Regions from separate parts of the Homo sapiens genome. Here region 1 is linked to region 2. Evidence: chromatin contacts called from ENCODE Hi-C or POLR2A ChIA-PET data. All regions are on one chromosome and are shown on one strand. Each heading gives the region's core, a stretch centred on a gene start or an enhancer-like site at or near the end of the contact. The rest is flanking DNA. Distances are from core to core; before and after follow the strand shown.

The links. Hi-C counts contacts between places; a loop is a spot of excess contacts on that map. ChIA-PET counts read pairs that join two places held with the same protein, here RNA polymerase II (POLR2A). Pooled maps may share reads with other maps.
Region 1: a pooled map shows a loop between it and region 2 (2.0-fold over the local background). The contact joins two enhancer-like sites. A Hi-C loop is called at or near these places in 2 of 50 pooled maps. POLR2A ChIA-PET finds 5 or more read pairs at or near these places in 3 of 52 experiments (CD8-positive, alpha-beta memory T cell, WTC11 and activated T-cell).

Annotation. Positions count from the first base shown.
Region 1 is chr9:100,410,327-100,414,418 of GRCh38, forward strand. No RefSeq gene overlaps it. Among named protein-coding and RNA genes, the nearest start is that of MSANTD3, 15 kb to the right of the region's middle. RefSeq lists a silencer at 1,306-1,395. Within about 2 kb of position 1,410, at least 9 of the 41 ENCODE cell types and tissues checked have a DNase peak (open chromatin) inside an H3K27ac peak, as active enhancers do.
Region 2 is chr9:100,206,905-100,211,267 of GRCh38, forward strand. The region is part of intron 3 of INVS (inversin); the gene reads left to right. Among named protein-coding and RNA genes, the nearest start is that of INVS, 110 kb to the left of the region's middle. RefSeq lists an enhancer at 3,136-3,185. Within about 2 kb of position 3,112, at least 4 of the 41 ENCODE cell types and tissues checked have a DNase peak (open chromatin) inside an H3K27ac peak, as active enhancers do.

The DNA of each region.
Region 1 (4,092 bases), core at 160-2,659, 200 kb after region 2:
TCTCAGCCTCCCGAGTAGCTGGGACTACAGGCGCCCGCCACCACGCCCGGCTAATTTTTTGTATTTTAGCCTGTGAAACAGGGTTTCACCGTGTTAGCTAGGATGGTCTCGATCTCCTGACCTCGTGATCCGCCCGACTCGGCCTCCCAAAGTGCCAGAATTACAGGCGTGAGCCACCGCACCCGGTCAGTTCGGCTATTTCTTAATGAGTTAGAGACCATATGTTCTAGAAATAAAGTGGTTGTGAAGCTGAACAATGAGAACAGAAACCATTTCTACAATTTAACACTTGTTAAGCAATCAGAGGAGTGGTAGGTGTCAGGAGGAAGAACTGGGAGAGAGAGGTTAGAGGACTGACATGAAGCAGACATTGAGGAAAGAGGAATTTATGCAATAATGGCCCAGGTTGCTGCAGATGTGAGAAAATATTCAACTTTTGAGAAAACATAATAGAAAAAAAATAGTTTGGCACAAAAATACAAATAAGCAAGCAAAACAAAATTACTACTTTTCTTCCCCTCCCTCCCCCACTCCCTTTTCTCTTTCTCTGTCCCTGGGGACCAGCGTTAAGGATCAATGGTCTGCCTTCGACAGTCCCCATCCCTAGCTATTTGCTCCTTTGTTGAGTGCCCCCTTTCCTCACCTTATCTTATGAAAAGCGTTCCAACCCTCCTAGACTGTGAGCTCCTAGAAAGCGGACTTAGCCTATTTTTGTATGCTATATATCACATAGCCTACTGTACAGAGTAGCTGCTCATTTGTGTTTCTTATATTGAGGTAAATCTGAATCTTACCTGGGCCAAACTCTGCGTTAGGATCTGGGTATTCAACTGTCAGGGGACTCAAGTGTGAGCAAGACCTTGTCTCTACCATCCTAGATCATACAGTCTTAGGAGGACATTGACACTAAAAAAGGCCATTACATGACCCTCAGATGAATGCGCATGGGGTAAGTACGGGTCCTCTGGATAACAGAGGAGCATGGAATGGTAACCCTAGAGACAACCTGGTGCCATTCCTGCTAGATACCGACATCTCCTATATGAATTTTGGTGGTGGGGTGAGGGGATAGGGAAATGGGGGCTGTGAGCAAGGAGGGAGGTTCCAGGAACATCTTTCACATCCCCTAGTCCCCATTTCCTTCATGAACTGCTGTATCCATCAAGTGCGGGTACGCAGGGAGCACAGTCGTTGTGCCAGGTGGGTGCCAGCACACAGCAGTCATTGACATTGTACAGACTTCTGGAGTAAATGGAGGGATGGATGAAACACTTGTGCAATCGAAATTTTTGCGACTCCTTCCATTTGACAAGTACGGTCCACGCCATTCATTCCCCAACCCAAAGCCCGCGAAGCCCCGCAGCTTACACAGAGGCCCCGCCCAACCGCCCCGCTCTGCGCGCTCCCTCAGCTCCAGCGCAGCAGCTCTGGGAGACACGCTGAACGGTAGTCAAGTTCCGGGTCACAGTGCGCTTGCGTAGGAGGAGCCAGTGGCGAAGAAGGGGAGGAGCTCGCGAAGCTTAGACTGCAGTGACGAGGAAAACGTGGATGGGATAGGAGCAGGAAAACCTCTAGGGCTCTGTGGGGTTAGCGCTCTTGGGGCCGTTTAGTGGGTGTCCCGGGGGTACTCAAAGAGAACCCGTCAGAGACTGACCTTAGTTTACACACGATGCGTCTTTTACTGCTCACATCGAGTCTATTGATTTTGCTTTTTTTTTTTTTCAATTACTTTAGTGGTCAAGAATTGCTGCTTTGCAGTGAGACAGATCCAGATTCCAGTGTCTGGTGTGACTGTGTGTGGCCTTGGGCAAGTTATCTGTCCAAGTTTCAATCGCTACCTGTATCAAATGTAGTTGATTGTAGTTGTGTGCATCACAGGGATTTTGTGAAGATTAAATGACGTCGTATGTATCAAGGGCTTAGCGCACTGCCTGGTACGCAGAAAAAGCCCAGTAAATGGCAAGTGCTATTATAACCATTATCATGAGGTTGGAGGATCGCTTGAGCCTGGGAGGTTGAGGCTGCAGCGAGCAGTGATCGCCCCACTGCCCTCCAGCCTGGGCAACAGAGTAAAACCCTGAAAAAACAAAACAAACAAACAAAAGCCCGGGGGAAACAAATCAAATGTCCCCGTATAAATGATAAACAAAATGTGGTATATACGGAACCTTATTCAGCCTTTAAAAAGAGTGAAATTCTGATGCAAGTTACAACATGGACAAACCTTGAAGACACTATGCTAAGTGAAAAAAAACATACACAAAAGAACACATGTTGTATGATTCCAGTTACATGAAGTATCTGGAATAGTCAAATATTATACACAAAGACAGATGAATAGAATAATGGTTACCTGAGGCTGCAGGTAGGGCAGAAATGAGGAGTTAGTGTTTAACAGGTGCAGAGTTGAGGATGATGAAAACGTCTGGATGGATGGTGAAAATGGTTGCACAGCCATGTGAATGCACTTAATGCCACTGAACTGTACACTTAAAAATGGTTAAAATGGGCCGGGCGCAGTGGCTCACGCCTGTAATCCCAGCACTTTGGGAGGCCGAGGCGGGTGGATCACGAGGTCAGGAGTTCGAAACCAGCCTGACCAACGTGGTGGAACCCCGTCTCTACTAAAAATACAAAAATTGGCTGGGCGTGGTGGCGCGCACCTGTAATCCCAGCTACTCAGGAGGCTGAGGCAAGAGAATCGCTTGAACGCGGAAGGCAGAGGTTGCAGTCAGCCGAGATCGCGCCACTGCACTCCAGCCTGGGCGACAGAGCAAGACCTCAAAACCAAAACAAAACCAAAAAATGGTTAAAATGGTAAATTTTATGTATATTTTACCACACAAAGAAAAGGAGAGGAAAGAAGCCCAGGAGCAGGCAGCGCACAGCGGGAGTGCATGGCAGCTCAGCTCAACAATGCTCTCAGGCGCTTAGGGTCCTTCTATCTTTCAGTTTACCACTCCCAGCATGTGACTTTTGTCCTTGTGGTCATAAGATGATTGCTGCTTCTCGAGGAATTGTGTGCATGTACTAGATAAGAAAAGCCAAAAGTCATCTTCTTGTGAAGTTTTATATTTTCATTCAAGAAAAGGAGCCTAAGGGAATACCCGCCTGCTACTCATTGACAGGAATTTTATCAAGTTGACCTCTCAACAGGAGTCTGGGAAAGTTACTTTTCAAGTGTCTAAAGTATAGAATGGCACAATAAAGGGGAGCTGTGAGGTCCCCCTTATCATGCCATTCTATAGATACTTGAAAGGTAATTTCAAGTATCTAAAGTATAGAATTTTCAAGTACAGAAAATTTGAGGCCGGATGTGGTGGCTCATGCCTGTAATCCCAGCACTTTGGGAGGCCAAAGTGGGCGGATCACCTGAGGTCAGGAGTTTGAGACCAGCTTAGCCAATATAGTGAAACCCCATCTCCATTAAAAATACAAAAAAATTAGCCGGGCATGGTGGTGCGAGCCTGTGGTCCCAGCTGCTCCGGCGGCTGAGGCAGGAGAATCGCTTGAACCCGGGAGGCGGAGGTTGCAGTGAGCCGACATCGCGCCACTGCACTCCAGCCTGGGAGACAGAGAGAGGCTTTGTATCAAAAAAAAAAAAAAAAAAAAAAAAAAAAAGGAAGAAAATTTGAGTAGCCAAATTTTCAGGGAATGTCCCACAAACATAGAGGTTTATTTTGCTTTTTTCCATAAATGTGCTTATACTGCATATTATTTTTTGCAACTTGCTATTTTTTCTTAGCAATATGAATTAGAATTCCTCAGTTCCTTTAGCTGCTGCAAAATACTCTTGTTTCTAAGGCACACTTTTTTATTCACATTTTATGATCTCTCAGATTGGTATGCATCTTACAGTTGCTGTCAGCTAGCAAGGCAGCAATAGTGATGTGGTTGTCATTGCCTGCTGGGTATGCATCAAAACTTGCAGAATGGAGGTTAGCAGCCTGGCATATTGATGATTCTGAGTCTAAACATTATACAGAAGGTTCAGACTCTGAGAAGAGGATTTAGCTATATGGTAATCAATTTATTTCATGAATCCTTTTAATTTATGCATAAGGATAATATGGAACTAAAGATGTCTTAAGC
Region 2 (4,363 bases), core at 1,862-4,361:
TTAATTTGTCTGATATTTCCTTATAATTAGATTCAGATTATGCACTTTTGGTAAGAATACCACAGGAGTGATGTTGTATTCCTCTCAGTGCCTCATATCAGGAAGCATGTGTCATCAATTTGTCCCAGTAATGGTGTTAATTTTGGATTATTCACTTGAATAAAGGAGCTCCTGCCAGGTTCCTCTGCTGTGACGTCACTATTTTTTCCATTGTAACTATAAATAATAAGTATCTTGTGGGAGCTAATTTGAAACTATATAAATATCCTGGAACCGTCCAACCCACTCTATTGTTAGCATCGTTTGACCACTCACACCTGAGTTGGTTGTTATGATGATGGCTGCCACATGAAAGAGTTATTTATTTATTCATTCATTTTTTATTTTTTGTTTATTTATTTATTTTTCAGGCAGAGTCTCACTCTGTCACCCAGGCTGGAATGCAGTGGCACTATCTTGGCTCACTGCAACTGCTGCCTCCTGGATTCAAGCGATTCTCATGACTCAGCCTCCCAAGTAGCTGGGAATACAGGCGTGCACCACCATGCCTGCTAATTTTTGTTTTTTTAGTAGAGATGGGGTTTCGTCGTGTTGGCCAGGCTAATCTCAAACTCCTGACCTCAGGTGATTCACCTGCCTCATTCTCCCAAAGTGCTGGGATTATAGGTGTGACCCACTGTGCACAGCTGCACAAGTTATTTTTAAAACCACTGCTTATTTAAGATATACAGTTAGATGTATACTTAGATGAAAACTATGCAAATCCTCTCTCTTTTTAAACAAAAAAACTAAAAAGGATTAGAAGAGTTTTCACAGAAATGCTAGCAGAGCTTGTGTTAGGCTTAGGGTAATAAAATTGTTGGTAACCTTTTTTCTTACTTTGTTTTCCCAATTTTTAATAGTTTTTCAAAATTTTCAATATATGTAAAGCATAAAATTTCTAATTTTTGAATGTGTTTCTAAAATTTATGTTTGTTTATTTCCATTTGGTCCACAAAGGGCTTGAGGGAGATACTAAAATATTGATTTCAGAATTGTAGTGTGCTTGCACTTGAAAGAATAGTTAGATTACAGTTAAAACATAGCTATAACAAACAGGACATCTACCCTGGCATAAACTACAGATTGACACAACTAAAATAGTCTTTAATCTGCAAATCTTTATTCCTCACTTCAGCCACCAAGCTGTAGCATTATGCTTTCTCAACTCGGTTGCTTCTCTTAGTTTCAAATAAAAAGGTCTAAAATGGTGGCAGACAGATGAAGAGCAGTATAGAGTTCAGGGATTGACTTGCAGATGGAGGTATGTTTTGATATAATTTTTTAAAGATGGCTAAATTTGAAACTAGAAGATACAATTTTGAATTCAAGCACTCACTGTGAGGATTTAGGCTACCATTTTGAAAATGGATAATAGTTACTAAGTCAGATTACTAGTTATGGTCAGCATTTGATTAAACCCTTTAATGCATGGTCTGAATGAGGTTCATTAAAGGTTTTTTAGTATAATCGAATTTACTTACACATTTGTCTGTATATTTGTCTTTTCCCACCATCTAAGAAATCCCATCCATAGTGTGGAACTGAAGTAGAGAAGGCAAAAGATGGATTCAATCAGTTGTTTGAAACAGGTCCCCCAAAGGCACACATCTTCGCAGAGTAGGTGAATTGATTTTTCTAAACTGCATGCTAGGATCAATAAAACTAAGGTACATTGTTGGAAAACTAAAGATGGAGCCTACAAGACTTGGGGTGCTTCAAAGGAACCAGGAGTTAAACAAAATTTGTTGCATTTAGCTTCTGAGTTTAATATTAAAATATGATGTTTTAATAACTTTGCTTGCAGTGTCACTGAGAAGGCTGGTCAGGGTCAGTAAGAAGAACAGGCTACACAGATTATCATGGACATCAAACAATGAGAACATTAGGAGCAAATGAAAGCTGTTTTGTTTACAGATACTACTTTTATGATGAGAGGAGAGCAATGATGGTATCTGAGAAAGAAACCAATATTTGTTGAGTACTCGCTGTGCACTGGTCACTTTTTTTTCTTTTTTACCAATGGGAAATCTGAGGCTTTGAGAAGTAACTTGCTCACAGTTATTAATAATATAGCCAATGAAGTGCCCAGATCTGACTGGTTCCAAAATCCATTCTCATTTTATTACACCGTACTGCCTCCCCATGGAGTAGCATTTTTGGATCCCCTAAAGCGAACATCAATATGCTAGGAAAATGAATTACTTGTGCAGTATTGGGAAAAAGGAAATGGATGTAAAAACTGTTACCCTGTGGTTAAGGAAAATAAAAATTATTAGAAATTAAGTCATTGTTGAGTCAGTTAGAATAAAAAACATTTAGTTTTGAAGTAGCTATAGGGAGCAGGTCTTCTGCCTTTTAGAATTAGAATCATAGAGTCAAAGGACATTAAGCTGGGTGGGCTTTAGATCAGAATCCACCCTCCTTATTTTTCATGTGGGAGGAAACAGAGGCTAGGAAAAATTCAGTGATTTGCCTTTGGGTGTGGGAGTGTTCTGGCTGAGACCTCTCTCATGTCCCTCCCTTACTTAAATCCTTCAGTACTGGCCGGGTGCAGTGGCTCATGCCTGTAATCCCAGCACTTTGGGAGGCCAAGGCGGGAGGATCACAAGGTCAGGAGATCGAGACCATCCTGGCTAACACAGTGAAACCCTGTCTCTACTAAAAATACAAAAAATTAGCCGGGCGTGGTGGTGGGCGCCTGTAGTCCCAGCTACTCAGGAGGCTGAGGCAGAAGAATGGCATGAACCTGGAAGGCAGAGCTTGCAGTGAGCCGAGATCGCGCCACTGCACTCCAGCCTGGGCAACAGAACGAGACTCCGTCTCAAAAAAAAAAAAAAAAAAAAAAAAAATCCTTCAGTACTGCTTCAGAAGACTGAAAGGAAAAGCCCAAACTCCTTGACCCTGCACTTTTCGTCATCGAGTTCTTGCTTATCTTTTGGGCTTCAGTGTCCTGTGTCTCCAGTTCTACTCTATCCTCAGACATACTGTGTTTTTAAAGCTTTCATTCTAGTCACCTCTTTTTCATCCTCCACACACAATGCCGTCGCACATTCAGCTTCCTTCCTACTTTAAGCTGGCTTAATTGCATATACTTTCAACATGCAGCTCAGGCACTGTTTTCTCCAATAAGCTTCTACTGACCCCTCAAGGCTGGGTTAGGTGCCCCTCTACAGAGTTCTTACTACCGTGTGTCCTTACCTCTATCATAGAACTGATCTCATTGTATGACAGCAGTGAATAGCATTGCATATGGTTTCACTTTCTATTACGGTCAAAGGGAGGGATAGTGTGGGGGTTATTGGAGCATGTAATAAGTGGATCCAAGAGACATGATATACACAACTTACTAATGTTGGCTTCAGAATATGCATATAGGAGGAGCTTATGGGGACAAATTGATTGGAAGGAGTGGGAGTAAGATTTGAAGCTGTCTTTATATAGCACTTTACATAAAATTCAGAAAATACTTATTGCCCTCCATATCAAAGAAATTGGGAGCAGGAACAAGATGGAGACATTGAGGAGTGTCAAAGTGTTAGTAATCCTAAGTTAAGATCCTGTTCAACTGCCATCTCTTTCATGAAGTCATTCTGTTCTAACCCCTTCCCCTCTTCACAAGGACATCTTGGGGAAGTCACAAGGAATGACTTTTAAGTACATCATCTATCCTGTCTTTGTGTTCTGTTTTTGTATCCTTTTTGTGCATTTACCCTTCCTTGCTTATAATTTTGCATTGCATACAAGCGTACATCTGTATAAAGCTTCCCCAACTCTTAGCATGGAGTCTGATACAGAGTAATTACATCAAAAATAACCATTGAATGTTGAATGAATGGTTTAATTAGGTCAGTGCTTCTCAATCCCGGTTGCATTTTTGAATCACCTACCGAAAATTTAAGAAATATTAATTCCAAAGTCCCAGAAATTCTGATTTTGTTGATCTAGGATGGGAACAGACTTTTTTTTTAAGCTCCTAAGGATTGAGAACTCCTAGATTAGGTTCTTTGTTTCAACAGTGGTTCTCAAAGTTTAGGATTCTAGACCAGCAGCAGCAGCACTTCCCAGAAACTTGCTACAAAATGCAGATTCTTGGCCCCTACACCAGTGAATGACAAACTCTGCGGGAGGGCCTATGTGTTTTCAAGCCCTCCAGACGATCTTGATGCATGCTAGAGTTTGAGAACTTCTTTTGCTAGAGTTTAAGACAAAAAAAAAATGTTGTCCTTAAATAAAATACCAACTGTGAGAAACCAAATATACTTTATAATCATCCTAAAAGGTTGTACCAATTTAAAGCACCACTCTAAATAAATCAGAGTAC